Regions from separate parts of the Homo sapiens genome. Here region 2 is linked to region 1. Evidence: chromatin loops called from intact Hi-C (ENCODE). Cell type or tissue: PC-3. All regions are shown on one strand. Each heading gives the region's core, and the rest is flanking DNA. Links, peaks and the distances in the headings are about the cores only.

Region 1 (11,498 bases), core at 1,952-9,951:
GGGTAAAGAAAACTTACAAGGCTGAGTCAGCAGACCCCTCTCTCCCCATCCCTTATCCCCAGAGAGGCCTGCCTGGGCCAGGTGCTCTGCTGGGTGTGCAAAATGGCCTTGCATCCCAATGGGAGGACTTTACCCTCTGGGGTCTGGCTCCTATGTGGCAAGGGTGGGTCAAACTGATGGCAGGGGAGGGAATCCTCACTGCCGGGGTGCTGGGCTGTCTGGCTTTCAGTGCCAGTTGTAAAGAGAGTTGTCTGGGGACACCAGCTGCTCAGTGCCTGGAGACCTGGGGCTGTGGGAAGTTTCAGCTCCTCTGCAGACGGGTAGGTGAAGGTCGGGGAGGAAACCCACTGGTTCCATATGAGAAGTTTCAGCTCCTCTGCAGAGGGTTAGGTGAAGGTCGGGGAGGAAACTCACTGGTTTCATAAGTTTCAGCTCCTCTGCAGAACGGTAGGTGAAGGTTGGGGAGGAAACCCACCAGTTCCATGAGAAGTTGGGCTTGGGAAGCTCAGTGGCCAGGAAATCCAGAGTGAGGTCTCAGGGTCCTGTCCAGGCAATCTTGCCCCTGTTCCTTGCATCACAGTTCATGCTCCTTCCTGGGCCTCAGTCCTCTCATCTTTCATTTTTTCATATTATTTTTTAGAGACAGGGTCTCACTCTGTCACCCAGACTGGAGTGCTGTGATGTGGTCATGGCTGACTGCAGCCTTGAACTCCTGGGCTCAAGCAATCCTCCTGCCTCAGCCTCCCAAGCAGCTAGGGCTACAGGTACGTGCCACCAAGCTCAGCTAATTATTTATTTTATTTCATTTTTGTAGAGATGGGGTCTTGCTATGATGCTCAGTCTAGTTTCAAACTCCTGGCCTCAAGCGATCCTCTCTCCTCAAGCCTCCCAAAGTGCTAGGATTATAGGCTTGATCCACCATGCCTGATCCCTCTCATCTTTTAGAATAAAGAAATTGTGTTTTGGTCTCTCTCAGTCTCCATACTAAAAAGGAATAGAGTCCTCTTTCTCCACATTTAACAAAAACAAGTACACAGACATTTGATAGAAATGGTACATGTCAGCTGGGTGCGGTGTCTCACGCCTGTAATCCCAGCACTTTGGGAGGCTGAGGTGGGTGGATCACGAGGTCAGGAGTTCAAGACCAGCCTGGCCAAAATGGTGAAACCCGACTCTACTAAATATACAAAAATTAGCCGGGCGTGGTGGCGGGCGCCTGTAATCCCAGCTACTCAGGAGGCTGAGGCAGGAGAATCGCTTCAACCCGGGAGGCTGAGGTTGCGGTGAGCCGATATTGTGCCACTGCACTCCAGCCTGGGTGACAGAGTGAGACTCTGTCTCAAAAAAAAAAAAAAAAAAAAGAAATGGTGCCTGGCAGATGTATAAAACCTGTATCAAAATATTGAGAAACTTCCCTTCATGTTTTCTTGCACAAATGAGTACAATCATGTAAATTGTAATCTCCTGCTACTAATGATGAAGAGTGATTTGAATGTGGAAAGAGACTTGAAGAAATGAGTGACAAAGGCTTCGCACTGCTGCCGTGACTCAGTGAGCATTTGCAGGACGATAACGTTTCTATCATTTTCTGAACTCATTAAAAAAGGCATGCAGAGCTTTTGTGTTCAAAGAATTCTGTCTTTTTCCTCCCTAAAGCCATTGCATTTGTTTCAAATCTACGTGTGACTACATTTGGAGATAAGTAGCCTTTTTCAGACCTTCTTGATTTCAAAACACAGATTTGGTCTGCACGTTCTCATGATAAGACAGAGAAGGAGACCATGGAAATATTTTGCCTGTCTGTAATTGGCAGGGCTGGGTGAGGATCAGAAGAGCTATAGATTCTCTTTGGAAGGTTTTGTCTGGCGCATCGATTAGGTTACCATGCCGTTGAATAATTATGATGGCATCATTTGTCCTGTATTTGGCAAACATTGCACACGGAGCAATCTGACAATGTACAACGGTCTAGACCATCTCTATAAAAGTCTCTGCAATTGTCTTCTTTATACACATGGCTCATTTAAGAGGCAGATAACTTACTTCTAAAGTACAGATCTTTCCCCTTTCAAAATCTTTGGGAAATTTCAAGTTTTCTTTCCTTGCACCTAGCAAATGTCCCACGTATAACAGGCAGTCAATAAATACCTGTTGTGGCTGATGATGATGGGGAGTGAAATTGAGGAAGCCTTTCATGTGTTTAGAATGCAGTAGATTGGTGCCAGGGGTTACCAGAAACATCGATGATTACTGCTGCAGCCCCATCTCCCTGTGCCGACTTACTGAGCCTTTGAATGAACGGTATAAAGGTATCATTTTGCTGCATTAGGAGGAAAAGGTATATGGAGATTTGACATGTGTGGTGTTTCATAACTTCCTCTCCATAAAATAATGACATTTGTCTTCTTTCATCTAAGCCTGCATCATTTCTGAAATGGAGACCTAAATTTAAGGTATGGAAGATTTCAAGTTAAACATCCTTGGGAAAGCATGCTTCATGGTTTTCTGCCCAAATGGGGAGTAAGATTATGGAAACCTATTACCTTTTGATAATGGCAGTTCTGAATCAGAGTGGGGGGAGGGCAGCTGAAGAAAGTTACCTGACATTACTTCTAGAGGCTTCATTTCTCCACACTGACTGGTTTGCTTTTGTTTCATCTAAGTGTTGCCACTCAGATGGGTGGAGACTGCCGAGGGGGAATGGTGACAGGGAGCCAGGAGGTGGTTTCCAGGCACAGGGATAAAGGAAAATCCTGGCTAATGGCATTTCCTGGGTGCCCATCATGTGCCAGGCAGGATGCTAGACATTGAGATCCAAAGGTGAATATGGTCACTTAGGCACTGTGGTGCACTGCTGTGGTCTCAGCTACTCGGGGGCTGAGGTGGGAGGATGGCTGGAACCCAGGAAATGGAGCTACAGAGAGCTGTAATTGTGCCACCACTCTCCAGCTTGGGTGACAGAGTGAGATCTGGTCTCTTATTTTTTTGAGACAGAGTCTTGGTCTGTCACTCAGGTTGGAGTGCAGTGGTGCAATCTCTGCTCACTGCAACCTCTGCCTCCCAGGTTCAAGCGATTCTCCTGCCTCAGCCTTCCGAGTAGCTGGGACTACAGTTGTGCATCACCTCCCTCGGCTAATTTTTGTTTTAGCAGAGATGGGGTTTTATCACGTTGGCCAGGCTGGTCTTGAACTCCTGACCTCAAGTGATCCACCTGCCTCAGCCTCCCAAAGTGCTGGGATTACAGGCATGAGCTACTGTGCCTAGCCTAGACCCAGTCTCTTAAAAAAAAAAGAGAAGGTATCTGCCCTCCAGAAGTTCCTGGTGGGATCCATGCTGAGTCAGAAGGGAGCACAGAGATTGAGGACCTAGCTCAGCTCAAAGCAGTCAGGGAAGCTTCCAGTGGGGAGGTGCTGTTTGCAGAGTCTATAAAAGACCCTGAAGTGGCCAGGCTGGGTGGTGCAGGGCTGGGGGTGGTGTCCAGCAAAGAGAAGCACATGTGAGGGGCAGAGGCAGGAGAGGTCTTGGTCAAGTGATTTTTTGAACCCAGGGAAAGGAGAGGTCTTGAAGAAGGGGAGATGCACACAGGAGAAAGTGAGATCTAGAAGTGAAATGGCAAAGAAGAGGATGGCCTGTCTCAAATACCTCCATTCTGCTGTCAACTTCATGCCTTGCCGGTCCTCCTTCCCCACCGCCCACATTCAACCACATGCCAAATCCTATCGGAGTTGTCTCCACAGCATCTGAGGATCTCCCGCCCCTGCCCCTTCCCTTCCATTGCCTCTGACTTTGCTGTCTGGCTGAGACCCCTGTGATAGCTTTTATGTTAGCTAGAATTCAGGTTCAGCTGCCGTGACAGAGACCCAAATAAGGGCGTACACGTGAGAGAAGTAGATTTCTCTTTCACAAGTAATGCCTGATGATAAGCAGTCCCAGGACAGTGTGACAGCCCCGTGACATCTTCCGTGTGGTGGCTCTGCTGTTCCTGCAGCATGCCCTTGATTACATGAGCCGGCACCCCTTGCCACCTCGCCCACAACCCAGCCAGCAGGAAGAGGTGCAAGAGCCATTCTCCTTCCTTTCAAAGCGTCACCTGGAAGCTGTTTATGTAGGTTCTACTCATGTGCCCCTAACCATATGGCCACATCTACCAGTGAGGAAGGCTAGGAAATACAGTTTGTATTTAGGGTAAACAAGTACTAAGATAAAAACCAAAGGTTTTTTTTTAGAATAAGGAGGGAAGGGCCGGGCACGGTGGCTCACACCTGTAATCCCAGCACTTTGGGAGGCCAAGGCGGGCAGATCATGAGATCAGGAGATCAAGACCATCCTGGCTAATGCAGTGAAACCCCGTCTCTACTAAAAATACAAAAAATCCGCCGGGCATGGTGGTGCATGCCTGCAGTCCCAGCTACTCAGGAGGCTGAGGCAGGAGAATAGCTTGAACCTGGGATATGGAGGTTGCAGTGAGCAGAGATCATGCCACTGCACCCCAGCCTGGGCGACAGAGCGAGACTCCATCTCAAAAAAAAAAAAAAAAAAAGGGAAGGGTGAGAGTGAGGGCCATGCGGTCACCCACCCCTCGTCTTGCCCTCCTCATCCGCCCTCTGTGTGGCTCTGAGAGTGCAGGTCCCATGCTCACATGGCGCTGTCTCAGCCTGCCTGGAAACACTCTCTATTCCTGAGTGGGCTGCCACTTCCAGCCTCCACACGTTTGCTCACGCTCTGCCTTCTGCTAGGGAAGCAACAGAATGGTGCCTTGAATGTGGCACCAGGTTCAAGTCACTTGCTAGCGATGAGACCCGGGGCTGTCTGCCCTAATGCTCTGACGCTCTATTATCTTTCAAAAGCAGGATAATATCAGCTTTAACTTCAGCATTAGGGCGAGGTGAGAATAGTGTAGGTAAAGGCGTGCTCAGTAGTGGTGGTTGTCACAGCCAGCATCCCCTCTGCTCCGTGCCGGGGAGCCTGCTCCCCCATCGGCCTAGGATTCAGGTCACTTTCCCCATGAATCCTCTCCCTGGGGCTCCCAGGCCCTGCTGTCCTCAGACGCTCTTCCTGGTTCAGCACCCAGCACGTTCTGCTCGGGTACCTCTTGCTGTGTCTGCCTTCCCTGGTAGACTGATTTGCAGCCTGTTCACCTCTGTTATTCTCTTTGCTCCTAGGACAATGTCTACTAAAGAGCAGAGCTGCTTGGTTAATGCCAGTTAAATTGAAGTCGGTTGAACCAAGGCCAGCAAGCAAATCCAGCAAGCCCAAGGAAGCAGAGGCTCAGAAACAGGCTGCCCAGAGCCTTGAAGCTGGTGGCCACAGCTGGGCATTTAGGGCCAGGTCAGCCTCTTACCTACGATCAGAGCCTTCAGTGGGGGAGGAGACCAGACTGGCAGGCAGGCAGCAGGGATGAGATCCAGGCAAGGAGACCCAGGGAGAAGGGGTCATGGTGCAGGGGAGGCCCAGTAGCATCAGGGGCAGGGCACCAGTTACGCAGAAGGAGCTGGACGCTAGGCCAGAAGGTCCCCGAATGCTGGGGTCAGAAAGGAGGTGGTCTTGATTTGTAGGAGGAGATAAGGGGAATGGGAGTGAGGGAGCAGAGAGCAACCTCCACCTTCAGTATGGCCCTGGAGGTGCAGGGCCCAGATACAGGATCCTGTGGGAAGAGGAACAGAGATTGAAGAGGCTCTGGAAGGAAAGGTGATTCCATTTGGGTTATGCAGGATGCACTGCTGGGATCTGTCCACCAGAGGGCAGGAGAGACCAACACATGAGGCAGGGATGGCCTCAGCCACAGAGCTGCAGGGGTTATTGGCTTCCCCTGGGGGACTGGGTGGACAGGAAGGTGTGGAGAGAATTGGATAGGGCGAGCCTAGGCCAGAATCTTCTTCTTCTCCTCAAGAAAGCCTCTTTAGACGGACATGTCCAGCCCCTGGGGTATACAGAGTGTGGCAGGAGTTGTCGGTGGGGGGGGGGGTGGGTTACTCTTGCAGACGGTGGCTTTTGAAGGTGGTCCTGGGCAGCCCCAGCGAGGACCTCAGTTCTGAGCTCTGGTTCAGGCCGCCTGACTTCTCCACTTTGCTTCAGCCTTCAGAAACGGGTTATCTGTCCCCTCCGCCTGGTTGGGGCTGCTCTTCGGAGGGGACTTTTGGTTTGTGTGAGAAACTACTGTGGGTGGAAGTCCGCACCCTCAGAGCTGAGGACTCCAGCCAGTAGTCGTGTCTCTGTCTTGAGGATCCAACCCACTCCTCCGATGGCCGAAGGACCAGCCTTGCCGCTTAGCCGCGGGCAGGAGGGTGGAAGCGTGTGGAGCGAAGTCTGCGGGTCAGGCTCAGGCTGGGCCACCGCTCATCTCTCTGGGACTCAGTTTCTTCTTCTGTGCAATGCAGCTCTGAAACCAGCTCTCACCCTGGAACCTGAGATGAGGTCACTGAGTCAAAGTTCACGACACAGTAACACGACACAGAAATGCGACTTTTGGTTGCCCGTTGTCCCTTTCAGCCATGATGGGGGACAAGGACAGGGTCTTACTCATCTCTCTTTCCCCATGGGATCCAGCACTGTCTTGGCACATGGAGGGAGGGTGGTCCCTGAATGAATGAGGGAGTGAGCAGGGAAGAAGGCCACGAGGCTCAAAGCTGCCCAGGCCAGACCTGAACACAGCGGGTAAAGACCCCAGAGCTCTCTGTGAGGTGATGCCTCCTGCAGGAAGCATTCCCTGTACCCGAATTAGCCTATTTCTGAGCTGCCTTAGCCCCTCTGGCCCTAGGGCAGCAGGGAGGGGCGAAGGATGGCAGTACTTGGTCAGGTGTGAGAGGGCTGGGGTGGACTGTCCACGGTGCAGTGGGGCCGGGGGTGGTGGTAGGAGCTGGGCTGGATTTTCCCCTCTGGCGGCCCCCTTTTCTAGCTGGTGGAAGTGTTTGATTGGAGCCCCTGCTTGGGTACACATTTTATTTCTGGAGAGACTGCTTCATGGCTCACAAGGGTCTTAGATTCCTTAACTTGTCTTTCTTGTTCCTTGAGAACAGACACGTGTGGGGGCGTTCACAGGCTCCGACAAGTCCCATTTCCGCACTAATAAATATTCCGCCTCTCCTCTCTCAACATTAAAAAAAATTTCAGAGGAAGAACAAGTCTTCCATTTGTCACCGGCTCCTCGGTCCGGAGCAGAGGATGCATTTTGCTATCGCTTGTGGCGACTTGGAGACAGGGATGAGGAATGGGTTTGTTTCCTCCAATCAGTTTACTCGTGCTTGGAAGGGCCATTTGTGCCCTTGACCCTGGTGTGGCCATAGCCTTGGGGAAGGGCAGGACAGGAGGAGGGGAGCTCTGGGCAATGGTTAGGGCAGAGGCAGTAGGAGATCAGACAAGAACAGGGAGAATCTGGGAGATGCCAGATAGAAGTTTGGGGAAGCTGACTTGAGATGATCTGTCCCTAGGGAGGACGAGGGTTCCATCATCAAAAGAAGGAGTCCAACTCCAGCCTGTTGCACACCCAGGGTGTGTGGCTTTTTCTTTTTTTTTTTTTGAGATGGAATCTCACTCTGTCACCCAGGCTGCAGTGCAGTGGTGTGATCTTGGCTTACTGCAACCTCTACCTCCTGGGTTCAAGCGATTCTCCTGCTTCAGCCTCCAGAGTAGCTGGGATTACAGGCATCCACCACCATGCCCGGCTAATTTTTGTATTTTTATTAGAGACGGGGTTTCGCCATGTTGGCCAGGCTGCTCTGGAACTCCTGACTTCAGGTGATCCACCTGCATTGGCCTCCCCGTGAGCCACTGTGCCCGGCTGTGGCTGCTTTTATCTATGGACCTTGGCTCTTCCCGGACACTTGGAAAGCAACAGGAGCACAAGGTTAAATGATCAACCATCCGAACTCCAGCCTTGCTGTGGGGGCTAGCCCAGCATCTCAGCATCCTAGGGGCTGTCTAGCTGCTACGCTGGGGCGGGACCTCTGTGCTCTACAATACTTACGTTTTCTCAGACCTCTGCTTATCTCTACTTAATGTGCCTTCCAGTCTGTTATGGAGAATACAGACCACTGTTAGACCCAGCCTCTCCCCGCCCACACCTGCCTGTCACCAGGCAACAGGTTGGGTCTGGCTCTGGGGGTAGAGGAAGTTTTTGTCAGAACAAATTCTCATGCTCTGGGGCCACCACAGGGGCCCAGAAACACTTGTTCAATATCACACATCAGAGCAGAGGCAGACATTATGCTGGGTGCAGCCCAGCACCTGGTTGTGCCACTGTAGTTGAGGGATACCAGCTCCTTGGGCTTCCATGATCTCACTGGAAAAACAGAAGGAACCCTACCTGCCCTGCCCCTGCCTTTCAGGGTCGTCTGGAAGAGCTGTGATGTTCAGTGAACATGAACGTGCTCTGTAACCTGGGAAGGGCAGTGCAGATGGCAGGGGCGTGTATACACTTACTCTTCAGGCTGGCTTGCGAGCTCCCATCTCTCACCCTCCTCCCCCTGCTCTCCTTTTCTGTGCTGCCCGTTCCCTCTCTGCAAACTGGGAGTTATTCTGGCCGCAGCCAGTTCCACGTCCCCACTGAGGGCCGCACCCCTGAATGTTCCCTGTTGTAAAGCTGTGTGGAGGAAGGGAGGAGGCCTTTCTGCGTATTCTGTCTTGTCATCAGCCCGCGGTGTTCCAGAAGCTGCCAGCAGGGGGCAGTAGCACCGCATCCCTGGGACCCTCCCGGCGCTTCCCGGCCACGGCCCTGGGCTCCGATGAGGCCACCTCTGTGAGTGGGTGTGTGCCTGCCGGTCGCAGGTCGAGAATGTCTTAATGACTTGTGCCGCGTGTGCGCGCTCGATGAGCAGAGGGCCTGATGCGGCAGGGCCACCGTGGGGGCCAGGCCTGGAAACACGTGCTGATTTCCTTTGGGCAGCAGGGGTTGAGAGGGGGAGTTGTCCTGGTGACGCTAATGGGGAGGCCAAGGTGGCCTTCAGGGGCTGCTTGTGTAACACACGGTGGGGGGGACCGTGGGTGTGGCTCAGATGAACGCAGAGGATGGGATGGATTCCACTGGCCAGGTCCTCTAGGGTATCCTGCTGAGCCCGGGTAGTAACAATGACAAGGGCACACCCACCCAGCGGGCCTTGAGGCAGGCTCTCAGCCTCCACCCAGGCCCCTCTTGACCTTGCATGGACCAGAGGGGCTGTCCTCTGTGCCCCCACCATTGTCTCTTCAGCCCCCTCCGACCGCACTCAAACTCCTGACATGAACCCCGGCTCCCAGCTGCTCTAGCTTTTGGAAGCCCCTGCACTGGGCTCAGCCATTTCCCCTTTCTGGATTCCTGGGCCCCTCAGGACATGGCTGTCAGCGCCACTGAATTGAGACTGGAGGCAGGTGCCAGGTTCCACTCATAGTGATGGGTCCTGCCACTCAGCATCTGGCAGCATTGCAGGATGATGTTGCAGGACGGTGCCTGCAACCACAAAGGGCTTGGCCCAGGGTCTCTAGGGACTTGCAACCCCTTGAGGAAAGATCAACTCACCTGCATCTAGAGTTTCTGTTATTGTTTTTTGCCTAGAGGGAGTTTTTGAGGGGGGGCCTCAAGGTGGGGTGGAGCCCCTCAGCACCATTGTCCTCTCTGCCATCTGAAACAATGGCCAGCCCTGTCCTGTGCCTTGGAGGTCACCCTGCTTTCCTGGGTGATGCAGGGCCTCTCTCGCAAGCTCCCTCTCCCCAGAAAGCAGGGATTGAACACAGTATTTGCTCGCACCTGAGAAGTACTCCATGCTGCAGAAGATCCTGTGGTGAGGATGTCAGGGTTCTGTTCTCTGCACTCCTGAGCTTTCCAGGCGTACTGTTATTTAATTATTCATTCTGCAGTGTTCATTCATTCACTCACTGGTTTATCACACATTATCGAGCCTCTACTACATACCAGGTGTGTATTCTCTCTCCCTCAGTTAGGGAGGGGGTGTTTCTGGGCTCTAGGAATAGTCTCACTCCTCCCTCCCATTTTATTATTTATTTATTATGTTTGGAGATGGAGTTTCACTCTGTCACCCAGGCTGGAGTGCCATCTCGGCTCACCCCAACCTCTGCCTTCCAGGTTCAAGTGATTCTCCTGCCTCAGCCTCCCGAGTAGCAGGTATTACAGGTGCCCACCACAATGCCTGGCTAATATTTTTTTGTATTTTTAGTTAGAGACGGGGTTTCACCATGTTGGCCAGGCTGGTCTTGAACCTCCTGACTTCAGGTAATCTGCCCGCCTTGGCCTCCCAAAATGCTGGGATTACAGGTGTGAGCCACCGCACCCAGCCCCTCCTCCCTCCTAAAGAGAACCATTGGTGGGTCCACATGTGGGGACAGACAGGGGAGAGTACGATGGAGCCAGAGGACAGAGGACCAGCACTGGGGGCCGAGTGGGGCATGTGGCAAAGCAGAACTGACTGGGAGCAGAGCTGTGGCAGAGCTGGGGAAGAAGAGGGCAGAGCTGGACAGAGGGCGGGACAGATTGGGGGAAGAGACAAGGTGGATGGGGCAGGCCAGATCCAGGAGAAGGGATGGGACAGATCCAGAGAGGGAAAGAGACAGAAACAGACGAGGGGCACATCTTGGGGAAGAGGCAGTGGGAAAAACCAGAAAGATGGGTCAGGGGAATGGTACTGAGAAGAGAGGTGGAGGGAGGACAAGGCAGTTCTTGAGTTCGGGTCTGGAAGTGTTAGCCTTGGATTGGGTCCCCAGGGACCTCAACGTCACAGCGGCAGCTGCATGGCTGGCCCAAGTGCCTGCAGTGGATGGTGGGAGGAGGCCCACATGTCTGTGTGCACCTGACCTGTCTATGTGCCTGGGAGGGGGACCATGTGCTCTTCTAGGCTCTGGGAATAAAGTAATCCCCCCAAAGAAGTCCCTGCCTGCAGGGGGCTCCCACTTGAGGGGACAGAGCCAGCTTAAAGCAGGATGAGTAGAGGATGGTGAGAAATTACCCTCCATCTTCCTGCTCCAAGCTAGGGCCTCTCCAGTGCCGCCAGCCTGTTCCTTGCAACCTGAGCACATCCTACCCTTGTTATCCTAAGCTGGGCATTTCAGCCTTGCCTTTGAGCTTTAAAACATACTTGTGGCCGGGTGTGGTGGCTCACGCCTGTAATCCCAGCACTTTGGGAGGCCAAGGCAGGTGAATCATGAGGTCAGGAGTCCGAGACCAGCCTGGCCAACATGGTGAAACCCTGTCTCTACTAAAAATACAAAAAAAATTAGCCAGACATGGTGGTGGGCACCTGTAATCCCAGCTACTCGGGAGACGGAGGCAGGAGAATTGCTTGAACCTGGGAGGATCTCGCCACTGGACTCCAGCCCTAGTAACAGTGGGAGACTCTGTCTCAAAAAAACAAACAAAACAAAACAACAACAAAAACAACGATAACAACAAAAAAACCCATACTTATTCTGTGTCCCTTTCCTGAGCGTTCTCCCGATTGGTAAGAGCTCATTGAAGGAGTTACAGTGTTAGAGACTGCTAATGATTCCTTTCCAGGAAAAAGCCTTCCAGGTAG
Region 2 (11,498 bases), core at 1,490-9,489, 460 kb after region 1:
CTGCATGTATATTTCTTCACCTTCATGGCATAAAAGGAGCTTATAGTTCCTGTCCTCTCCCTAGTACAGGGCTTCTGTGATGAATAAATAAAGCTTCAGCTGGTTGCTTAGTTCAGGTGCTTGGCGTATGGAGCTGATGTGGCTCAGACAAACCATTAACCTTCTTTACCATGAGTCGCACTGCCCTAGGAAGAGCCCAGCCCTGCGGCTCATAGGGGGACCTTCAGTCACGAGAGCTCTGCAGGACACTGGGATTTGATCACAACGCTGCAAGAACCAGGGCATTAAGAGCTCATGCAAGAGTCAAGGGATGGGGAGAGTGAGAAACTGTTCAGACAGTGACAAAGGCATCCCCACTGAATGCTGGGAACTGCCAGCCAGACGGTAGCAGATGGGTAGAGGCCTCCAGCCTTTTCTGCAGCAATGATGTAGTTTGGCCCCTTGAAGTGTTATGATGACAGTTTTTATTTATTTTTTGGGGGGTGGGTGGTGAAGATCAGAGCTGGGAGCCGCATCTCCTTTCTGGGCCTAGAAGACATTTCAGCCACTAGGCTCCAGGGCCTGTTATCTAGGGAAGCTGAGCTACCATGGCAACCTCTGGCCAAGTTTTCCTATTCTGGTTTCAGGGGACAGCAGCACTGGGACTTGGGGGTGTGGGTGTTGCAGTGGCAGGATTAGGCTTTGTGAATGACTCATCTGGAAACACAGCTGGTTTTTGATGGGGAGGGGACCTTTTGTTGAGGGAGCTGCTGGCTCCAGCAAGGGGCCCTGACTTGGCTCCGTGGCCCAGCACTCACCTCTCCACCCAATTCTTGTAGCTGGGGATGTCCTTGGCATACAGCAGCTTGTTGGAGGGCGAGTCCTTGCCCAGCCGGTGCTCTGACGTGGAGCAAGAGTCCATGAAGGTCTGAGCCACCACAGAGAGGCAGGCGTCTGTGATGCTGTTCTTATGGATGTCAAACACAAACTGCGGGTTCTTGATCATGTTGACCCAAAACCTCAGGGGCAGGCTGCGTGGAAGGAAGAGGCAGATGGTCAGGAAAGACGGGGCAGTGGGGCTGTGGTGTGGGTAGGAGGGGTCTCTGGAGAAGGAGAGAAGCCTGGGGAACTAATAGAACTTAAGAGCCTTCTCTATGCTGCGGATGGGATGTGCCAGGGAAGGGAGGTGAGGCAGGTCTGCAGGGCCCCAATTTACCTTCCAGGAAACTGAGGACTGGCAAGGCTGAATAATTCATCCAGAGATATAATGTTGGTAGGTACTTGAGAGGACTTGATACCCAGCCTTGATGGCAGGGCTCATCATCTTCCCTTTGGTCTAAAAGGCAGCCATGATGTATGCTATAAAGCGGAATTTCTAACTCTCTGTCTGTCTGCTCCTAAGCCTGGTACAAGAGCATCTAGTTGGCAAACTGTAAGGAATTGCTTGGAATCTAGGCTTTGTATCTGACTCTCTGCCATCTACTGTATGACTTGGCAGAAGTCACACCCTTCCTCCCTGCCTGGGCCTCTCAGCCTACTCCTACTGGGGCTGAGAAGTACAGTGTAGCTGACTGATTTTTCATTTCTAAGCTGGCACGCTTGAAAACCCACATTCACCCACCTCATGGGCCCCATCGTATTCCCTCCTTCCCCTCCAGTTGGCACCTCCTGCCCACCAGGAACTGTGCTTGCAACTGGGGATACAGTGATGAATGAGACACATCCTCTGCTCTCAAGAAGCCTGCATTCTGGTGGGTTCATGGAAAGGCAGACATGAAATCAACTACATGCCGGGAGGACTGTTGGTGCTAGGACCAGGGATGTGTAGGGTCCAGCATGGGACCAAGGGAAGCATCAAGCCTACCCAGAGGGCAGTGTCCAGAATGCCTTCACAAAGGGGGCACTTGATGGTGGGAGTTTTAAAACTTGTGTAAGTCTTTCCTTTCCTTTCTTTCTTTTTCTTTCTTTCAATGGAGTTTTGCTCTGTCACCCAAGCGGGAGTGCAGTGGGGCGATCTCAGCTCATTGCAACCTCTGCCTCCTGGGTTCAAGCGATTCTTCTGCCTCAGCCTCCTGAGTAGCTGGGACTACAAGCAGCCATCACCACACTCAGCTAATTTTTATATTTTTAGTATAGATGGGGTTTCATCATGTTGGCCAGGCTGATCTTGAACTCCTGATCTCAGTTGATCTGCCCACCTCTGCATCCCAAAGTGTTGAGAATACAAGGCGTGAGCCACTGTGCCTGGCCTGTGTGTTTCTTAGCAGGGTGAGGCCTGGAGGAAGGTGGTGGAGGATGGGCTGCAGACAGGAAATCTGCATTAACAAAGACAAAGAGGGAAAAGTGTGCCCTGCAGTCTGCTATTGTAAGCCTGTTGCTTATAATGTCCCAATCCTGGGACCTTCTGCCCCTTTTGGCTGTAGCCATCCCTGCAGGCTATAATCCTACGGCTTCCAACCAGCCTGCTTGGACGCAGGTGGGAAAGAGGGCTAGGCACCATGCAAGGGATTGCTTACTTCTTTCCTCTGCTCCCACCTCTGCCTCCTGCCATTTCCCCTGATGTTTTATTGTTTTGGTGGTTGTTCTCACTGATGGTAATAGTTAGAATATTCATTATGTGTTTGGCTTGCTCGTTAGAACTTAAATTCTTTGAATTACATCATTTCAATAGAACCAGTACAATATTTCTATACTTGCTCTATCTCCCAGCAGCCAGCATGTACAAATAACAAATGCTATTAATACAGGAAAACCTAATGTTCAAGACTGCCAATCAGTCGACAAGGATCTATTAAGTTCCTACAAAGTGTGCAGGGCGGGACTCAGGCAGGCAGCATTGAGGTCTGAAAATGTTTGGCGGTGTTTGCTTCATCCCTGGAAATCCCTAATAGGAAATAATGGGATGGCACCCAGGAAAGCTCAGACAGCCACAACACCCAGGTGAAAGTAGGGGTCATTCCAGCTGCCCAGCCTTCCTGACAGCTGGGCTCAGAGCCCTGAATGCAGGACTCACGACTTCCAGCTAACGAAATCTCTGTTTACATCTTCCTGTTGTTCCACAAGTTACACCAAGGATAGGGACTCTGGGAGTCCACATTTGCTCTGCCGGTTGTTTCTTCCCTATGCTTCCCGGTCCTCAAGCCAGTTTTGCTGACAGGCACAGCAAACAGGGAAGCCACAGCACCCACCTGAGGTTCCCGCCTAATGAAATATTAGCATATTATTAACATTAGTGGTGGCACTAATCTCTGGTTGATTGCAGCCACTCAGGCTAAATGAGCAGGAGGTTTATTTAAAAGAGAAGAGGTAGGGAACTGTGGAAGAAGGGGGTGGGGAGAGGGTGGGTTACACCTTGGGCCAGGAATAAAAAAATAATCACTTTTCCATCAGAGACAATTAACTCCAAGTCAATATGCAGATCTTAAAATTCCCAGACTGTGTCTTCCTCAGCATAGCAATAGATCAAGTCAGGGTTGGGGGAAAGTGTCCTCAGGGTTGGGGGAAACTGTCTACTTTCTGGGATTTCCTTTGCTCAGACCTGAGTACTTGGAAGAGCTGGCATCCAAGAAGATTTGGCTCCACTCCAAGGACATTATGGCACCCCTGGAGGTGGCCTTGCCCCAGCAGGAGGGATGGGGTGAAAACAAATGGTTTAGATACCATTGTAGGTGATATTCTTGCACTGTGCTACTAAAAGCAGGTAGAAATGTTTAGAAAGACCCAACTTTCTCCAGCTAGGACCGAGAGAAGTTCTGGGCAGAGCATTTTTTTTTAAAAATTTCCTGAAGGCTGCTAACATTCAATGGAGGCAGTAAGTAGGAAGACTCACTAACAGAAGCAGATTGGTAGGCTGGGGACATGCCCCACTGAACAGCTCCCAGTAGTCACGCCACAAAGTCTAGAAGAGTTAAACGCATCTTACCTAAAGGCAGGTCCTGGGAGATATCAGACCCAGCACAGCTTTAAAAGGAGGAAATCGCATCACAAAGTTTTGCTACACTGAGTGAGCAATCTAGATTTTTGAGTCTTATTTCAGAAAGGTTGGAAGAACCCCAGAACGAAGGTCTTCTCTCACTAGGAGTTAATATGGGAGCAAACCCCATGCTTTGGTTCTGTGGTCTCAACCTTGGTTCCTACCTGGTTTTTCATATTCAGCAGGGATAGTCTCTTCTCCCGGTGAAGAGGATGAGGAGCCAGAGTATACTACATTGAATACAGTTTTGGTACCAAAGCCTGACTTCTGCCTTCATCTGTGCATTGCTTTGGGGCCCAGGGCTAGGTGCCAGGGTGCTTCGCTGAGCCCTAATGCTTTGCCCATCCTAGCAGTTGTTGGTGCGGGCAACAGGCCCACACTGCCTCAGAAGAATGATCTGGGGAAGAAGATCTGGAAAAGCTACAGGGAGGCAGTTCTGGAAGCAATGGGACAAAGGATAAGCCAGCTTTGCCTCAGGTAGAGCTCTCAACCAGAGACCACCTTGGCTCTGCATCTCATCAATAATTATTGAGACCCAGCTTTATGCAAGCTTCCGTACTAAGTGCTGAATACTGATGTGCGATCTTGAAATTTCAACCTGAAATACAAATTACTCACAAGTGAAAGGAAGGATGATCCATGTTAAAAGGAGAGAGGGGATCATAGGGGAGAACACCTAGAGTGTCAATTAGTACTTGGAGAATCCTGTTGTCTCAAAGGAAGACATAGTGGTTAAGGGCAGGTCTCTTCACCACACAGAGCTTGGAAAAGAGAAGAGAGCAATTGCTTGAATAGAATAGGAATGCCCTTTGTTCACCTGGCTGGTTCCTAAGTGTGTTTCAAAACTGCTTGCAAGTCACTGTTAGACATTGCCCTTCTAAGATCTGGTTGCACACGACACATCCTCCATCTTCCATAGCATTTGTCCCACACCAGCAGACTTCCTTGCCTCTCACCCTCATCTGTCAGTTCATTGAGGGCAGGGGCCATGTCTGATTAGCCCCGTGTCTAGCATAATCACAGGCACCCAGGAGGTACTTGGATGGGAGAGTGTCCTGGCCGTGACATTTGGCATATTTTTCTTGCTTCTTCAGCTGGTTCAATAAATGTTTGTTAACTGACTAAGTGATAGGAAAGAAAGATGCACAGACAGATTTGACTAGAGGGAAGTAAGAGAGGGAGTGAGCACAAAAATCTAGGAAGAGTGGATGGGGAGGACCAGAGAATGTGCCTGCTCAGAGTCCCTGCTGATGAAAACAGGCTCTGGCCAGCCCTTCTCCTGGAGGCCCAGAGTCCCACCACCATTAACTTGAGGCTGGGTGGGCTCAGGGCTCCCGATGTGCCCCCTGCCCTCCCTTCACTCACCAATTGCTCTTCCAGGTATGGCGGACGTGCGGGTCATGAATGCCATGTTTATCAGCCTGCTCATCCAGGAAGTCAAACATGTACTTGATGGCCAGGGGCAGGGCAGAGCCACGGTGTGCCGTGCTGAAGATGGTCTCAAAGAGGTCATCCACAAACTTCTGCAGTGTGCCCTGGAGAGGCAGGATACGTCCAGACACAGCTCGACTCACGTAGTTCTGAGGATGGCTTTTAAAACCTGCCTCACAGACCTAGGCAGGGGAGGATGGTATACAGCCCACCCTACTTGGGTAAAATTGGGTAAGTCCATGCATTAAATCATTTTTTCCCATTTCATCTGTCTCTAACAGCTTTAAATTTCCCCTGCACATGGAAAAGAGATATAACACTGATGACTGGACCTACGTAAGGCTTCCTCTGCCAACAACACGGTTTGGTTGAACACCCTCTGGCGGTGTTATTTTAGCACTTTTCACAAATGCTAATGAACACTCACTTGGTCAGAGCAGACAAACACAATCTGCTGGCTTTGTTTGGGCATTACTCACACTGGCTAATGAACAGTGACTCACTTGGCTCTGCAGAGAGCAGAGCTGAGCCCAGTCTCAGGAGTGAAAGACTAGCACTGCAGGCAAGCAACGTCCCCAGAACCAGGATTAGAAATGGTGCCGGAGGCCAGACACGGTGGCTCATGCCTGTAATCCCAACTTCTGGGAGGCTGAGGCGGACGGATCATTTGAGGCCAGGAGTTTAAGACCAGCCTGGCCAACATGGTGAAACCCCACCTCTACTAAAAATACAAAAAAAAAAAAAAAAAAAAATTAGCCAGGCGTGGTGGTGCATGCTTGTAGTTTCAGCTACTTGGGAGGCAGGAGGATTGTTTGAACCTGGGAGGAGGAGGTTGCAGTGAGCAGAGATTGCACCACTGCACTTCAGCCTGGGTGACAGAACAAGACTCTGTCTCAAAAAAAAAAAAAAAAAAAAAAAAGAAAAGATATGGTGCCTGGGAAGTCGTGATGGAGCCCCGACTTCCCCAACTTGAGATTGTAGATGATACCACAGAGAAGAAATCATTCTTTTATAAGGCATGGCAGAAGAATGTGAAAAGAGGCAGTTAGAGTCTCAGTATTTCAGAAGGGCATGGAGAAGGGGTAGAAACAAATCTTCAGATTGCATGCCAACACTGATGTATTGGCAGGGTTTGCCTGGAGTTCTGGATTGAGAAGGATTCTGAGGTTCGGTACGGGGAATGGTCAGCAGTGCCTCCTGGGGTGGGTAATAGAGTGGGCACCAGCATGAATGCTGGGTACTGGCTACTCTGGCATTTCTGTGGGCTGATGAAGTCCCTCTCCATAGCCTCTGGGCTCCCTGCACCCAGTTCTCAAGTCTGATACCTTAGTGGCCAGGAGTCGGGTCAGGTAGATTTCAGACACCATCTTGCTCCCCCGGTCCCCCTCCTTCTGGTCTCCGTGCTCGTGGTTCTTCACTAGGTGCCACATCTTGACTCCACTCTCCAGGTCAGGAGTGATCATAGGTGTCCGTGAGCGGAGGCTGTCGGGGCTGCCCGTGTACCGGATCATGTTTTCTGCCAAGGCAAGGATCACCCCCCGACATATGTGAGGCCACACAGCCTTAGCCCATCACTTACCATGCATCCCTTGCTCCGGCAGAAGCCAACGACTGTCTGATCATTCCTGCCATTGGTCGGTGCTGTCACCTTGCCTTGGTTTGGTGCATTCCCTGAAACTGGGATGCCTTTCTCACCACCTCCAGGAAACTATCTGTGGCTAATTCTACCCACTCAGATCTCCCCCTTCTTCCTGTACTCTGCATCGTGTCAACCCTTAATTATTCAATTTGTAAAAATATAAGCCTGTACTTTTTTAATGCTTTTCCTTGTAAGAGTTCTCAAGTCACGTCTCAGGATGTGTTCTGTGCAGCCAATTAAGTACATACTTAAGAGCAGGTAGCCTGTCTCCCTCAATAACCGCTGATCGGATGAGTAATCACTGGGTAACCTGCTCACCTTCGTCTGTCCTCCCCTCTGGCCTGCGCCAATTATTCCTGTTTATTTGCTGAAATTCCTGCCAGTGTTTGTGAAGTGTTGTGAAATGAGTACTGAGCAGGAAAAAGAAATGGCGGTCCTACTGTGTGCAGGCACTATTCTCTGTATTCATCTATTGATTATCTAGAATGATCCTGTTCAGTCGGTAGATTTTTCAGTCTCTTCTTCTGGTAAATAAATAAATAACCAAGGCTCATAGTGGTCAGATGACTAGCCCCAAAGCACACAGATAGGGCAGAACAGGGCTTCTTCTGGCTTCTACCCCACCTCCAGCACCCTCTCCTCACCACTGCAGAGCCTCGCACCTGGTCTGTACCTGCACTCCACTGCAAAATAACAGTGGCTCTTACAAATCATTTAGCCTCTGTGCACCTGAGTTATAATGTACTAATCTGCATAATAGGGGGAAATAATAATTATTTAATTCACTAGATTGTTATGAACATGATGTGAGATAATAGCTATCACACAGCCTGGAAGACATTCATGAAAGTTGGCTTTACTTCTTTTGCTCGTGGATGAAGGTCTTGCTTATGCATCAGAGTGCCCGACTGAAACCAGGGTCCTCTTCCCCCACCTGGCTCTCTTCCCCGATGGTCAGCCTGTCTGATGCCCCATCTCCCCTCTCCAAGAGTCTCCTGCCTTCTGGCTATGCTGCTGTCATGACAACAGCTGCTCAGGACACCCAGGCCTCCCTAGGACACTCGGTGGGATCTTACCATATTTACTTGCTGAGGTCCTGGAGACGGTGGAGTTGTTCACTGCGTTATAGGCTGTCACCTGCTTGGACACTAATGCCACCACGGAACCATCTGGCACCTACAGGGAAAAAGCTTCTCAGGGCCTAGGCACAGCAGCTCTGCCACTCCAGGAAATAAGGACAAATCATGATGAACTTGGCACTAAGGGGAAATTGGTGCCTTGCTGGAGAACTAGGGGACTTTGGAGGCTGTCAGCTTTCCTTGGAGCAGAACAAGACACAGATCTGGATACTGACAAGTATTCTGTTTTGTGGCTTCTCTTGGAGTAACTTCTGGCAAGAGCTCCTCCCTAGCATTCTCAATCCCAGTGCTTCCCTGGAAGATGACCCAGCCTTAAATGCCCAGAGGAACTTCTCAGGAGAGCCTTCCCTGGGGACTCTGCCCATGCCCTGCAGAAAGTGTGCATGTCAGGATGCTATCTCCAAAGAGGTCAGGGTTTCCTGGTTTCTTGGCTGGGAGACACCAATTTCCTCTGGATCACTAAGGGAACATGGAGTGCTGGTGAGGGGCTTGGTGTCTACCCCTGTTATTCCAGGGCAATGATTTCCAGGGCAAGGGACTTGTAGTTGGCTAGCTCCTCCCCTTTCCACATTCCCCTCACCTGGTAGTGGGCCAGTGTGTTCAGTCGCTTCCAATCATTCTCAATCTTGGTGGTGATGTCTTCATCCTGCAAGATCATCCTTGCCCCACTTCCTTGTCGCCACTCTGCCAAAAGAGCGGTGGCGTTTCAGAGAGGCCCTATGACCCCTCTTGTGGGGAAGCTGAGGACCCTGTGTAGGTACCTATGCAGTGCTAGCTCAAGGGTGTGTCCATTGCAAGTGCTAGCACATGCTCCTGCGAAAATGGAGTGCCAAAGCTCTCAACGCAGAGAGGCCCTGAGTTCCAGTTCTGGTTCTAAGCCCAACAAACTATGTGACCAAAATGGGGCTAACATCACTTATCCACCCTTGCCCATCTGCTTGCTGTGAATGGCTACATCTGTAAAAAGTAGGTGCTCAAAAAGTATTGGCCAAACAAAAGAGGCACATAATAAAACACTAAGCTTTGACAAAGCATGAGGCAAATGCAAAGTGGCATAGTTGTGGTAGCGTGACTTGTTTGGAAGCTCTTAGAGCTGATGAAATCAAGGCTGTAGGCTCAGTCACTGAACAGCCCCAGACCTGTTCCAGGGGTGTATCCTACAGGGTGAAACTGGCAGGTGTGTCACCCTTGTCAGGGAGATTGGGTCAAAGAGTGTGGAAAAAATCAGCAAAACCCATTCTCACGCCCATGAACATCCCATTCCCTGCAAAGTTTATGTAAATGATATCAACGTTGTAATCTATCCAACACCTAATTGTTTGATGTTACAAGGATATATTTACATCCCCATATTATTCTCACGGGTCCAAACACCTACAATACATGGGCTTACTGATGGATCACACATGGAAATGGGAGGCTGTTTCTCATCAACCAAATCCCCACCACCATACTTGGTACAAATCACGTGTAGGTGGAGAAGTGCACATTCTTATCTCGAAATGTACACACATGAAAATCCATGTGCATGTCAGACACACATAAACTCATGCAGCACACACATGTATGAGCTCACGCATCCACACATACCATTCTCATGGACATATACCAGAAAGGAAAAACAGCCTCTTAAATTCAAATGCAACGTGTGTTCCAGCCAAGAAGCCAGACGTTTGGTTTCCAGGCAGCCCAGATCCTGCTCAATGCCTCTCAGATGCTGATACTTCTGAAATGTGCAAAGAATGCTGGGCTCGTTCAGAGTGTCGTTAGTTGCTGGATTAAGTGGCCTGGCAGTCACTGCTTGACCCACCAGGGATTTCTTCCTATGTCTCACAGAGCCACATGTTCAGATTCTCTTCCTCGTTTCCCTCCTGCCAAGGCTGGTCCATGACCAGCCACATTTGTGGCAGAGAGCACCAATTCCTCCCTGCATTGTGTATTTGTTGTGGTCTGTGCTGCCAACCCCATTTCACAGATGGCATGCCCTTTGGAATAGCAGAGATGCTCCTAAAATCTAAGCCCCTTGCCTCCAGTCCCTGGGGCTCCAGTCCCTGGGGCTTCCCTGCTGCCTGATTTACAGCTTAGCATCATGTCAGGTGGTCAAAGGAATGAAAGCATAGGGACTACATGCTTGTTCACTGGAGCAAGAAGTCTCTGGGGACCATCCATCCCTTAGTCCTGTGGATGTCACAGCTGGGATTGCTCATGGTGATTATGGTCTGGGGTGGTTAGACTAATAGGCAAAGGGGAAAATGCCTCACTGAGGTATCTGGTCACTAGCGTTTTTGCTTGTTATTGTGTTGTTTTTTTCTTCAGTTTTTTTGTTTTGTTTTTTATTTTATGGAGGTATGCATGCATGCACTTTTGAGTGGTTGGAGCAAAGGAAGAGGAATCTCTCCAAGCTGGCCAGACAGCTGATGTGCTGTGCAGTTGGATGCTGGTGGACACCAGTCTGGGTTGGGGAGTATACGGCAGTGAGCCTCCCCCACTTGCATGGTGAGTGGCACCTGGTTAAGTCAGAGGCTACATAGGGGTGGAGGAACAGCTTTGGGGCACAACAAAAAAAAGGAGCCAGCATTCTGCTTTCCTCATATTTAGGGTAGGGAGAGGGATGCAATGAACTCAGCTCTGGACACTAAGTCCTCTGGCTGGGCCCAAGGGAGTCTCCTCCACTGAAGTGACCATGGGGCTTGCTAGGACTAGAAGGAGAAGGTGCCAGTGGAGAGACAGCCCTCTAGCTTAGCAACTGCAAGGGCACTGCTTGCTGATAAAGAATTGTAGCACATCTCAGGAGCATCTGAATGAATAAACCACATGGCCTGGCCAACTAGGCAATGACAGTTGGTGACTGATTCTGGGCTCCAGGGCAGGTCTTCCACCATGATGCACAATTCCCCTTAGAGCTGTGCAGTGCACAGCCTGGGCGGCCATACTCAACAACCCTGGCTGAGTCATGCCCGGAAATTATGAGAATGAGAGTCCACCTACCTCCATGCCCCTATCCAAAAAGACTGGGTAGAGCATGGTCATGTCTCCTTGGGAATTATCTCAAAAAGTCAGGAATGTTTTCCCAAAAGCCAATATGGAGAGAGGGGGCTGGAATCAAGGAGTACACTTAGCTTGCTTTTAGATCTCTCAAGCCTATTATTTTGTTATGTCCTAGACAGAAAAAAATTGCTATGTGCTTTTTTTCTGAAATATCAGAAAGGTGAAAGAATAAGAAGAAAGGAGAAAGAAGAAGAGAAGGAAGAAGACGAAGAGGAAAAAGAGGAGAAGAGGATGAAGAGGAAGAAGAAGGAGGAGGAGGAAGAAGAAGGAGGAGGAGGAGGAAGAAGAA

The links. Peaks named below come from ENCODE experiments on the same cell type or tissue, not always from the same donor. Only the 100,000 strongest peaks of a DNase experiment are listed, where the experiment ranks them.
Region 2: a loop joins it to region 1, with 8 times the contacts of the local background. A loop is called at or near these places in 3 of 110 quality-filtered maps.

The regions. Positions count from the first base shown.
Region 1 is chr7:131,683,572-131,695,069 of GRCh38, forward strand. No RefSeq gene overlaps it. Among named protein-coding and RNA genes, the nearest start is that of PODXL, 130 kb to the left of the region's middle. RefSeq lists a silencer at 5,709-5,758. In PC-3, for the core only: CTCF peaks have their summits at 5,727 (motif pointing right), 8,654 (motif pointing right) and 8,860; a DNase peak (open chromatin) is centred at 5,750; H3K27me3 peaks cover 2,843 bases.
Region 2 is chr7:132,139,802-132,151,299 of GRCh38, forward strand. It overlaps PLXNA4 (plexin A4), which reads right to left. Exons shown (of 32, transcript NM_020911.2): 26 at 8,742-8,845; 27 at 8,099-8,198; 28 at 6,709-6,899; 29 at 5,318-5,487; 30 at 798-1,010. Among named protein-coding and RNA genes, the nearest start is that of PLXNA4-AS2, 120 kb to the right of the region's middle. RefSeq lists a silencer at 1-35. In PC-3, for the core only: no CTCF peak of the experiment used is centred there; a DNase peak (open chromatin) is centred at 5,880.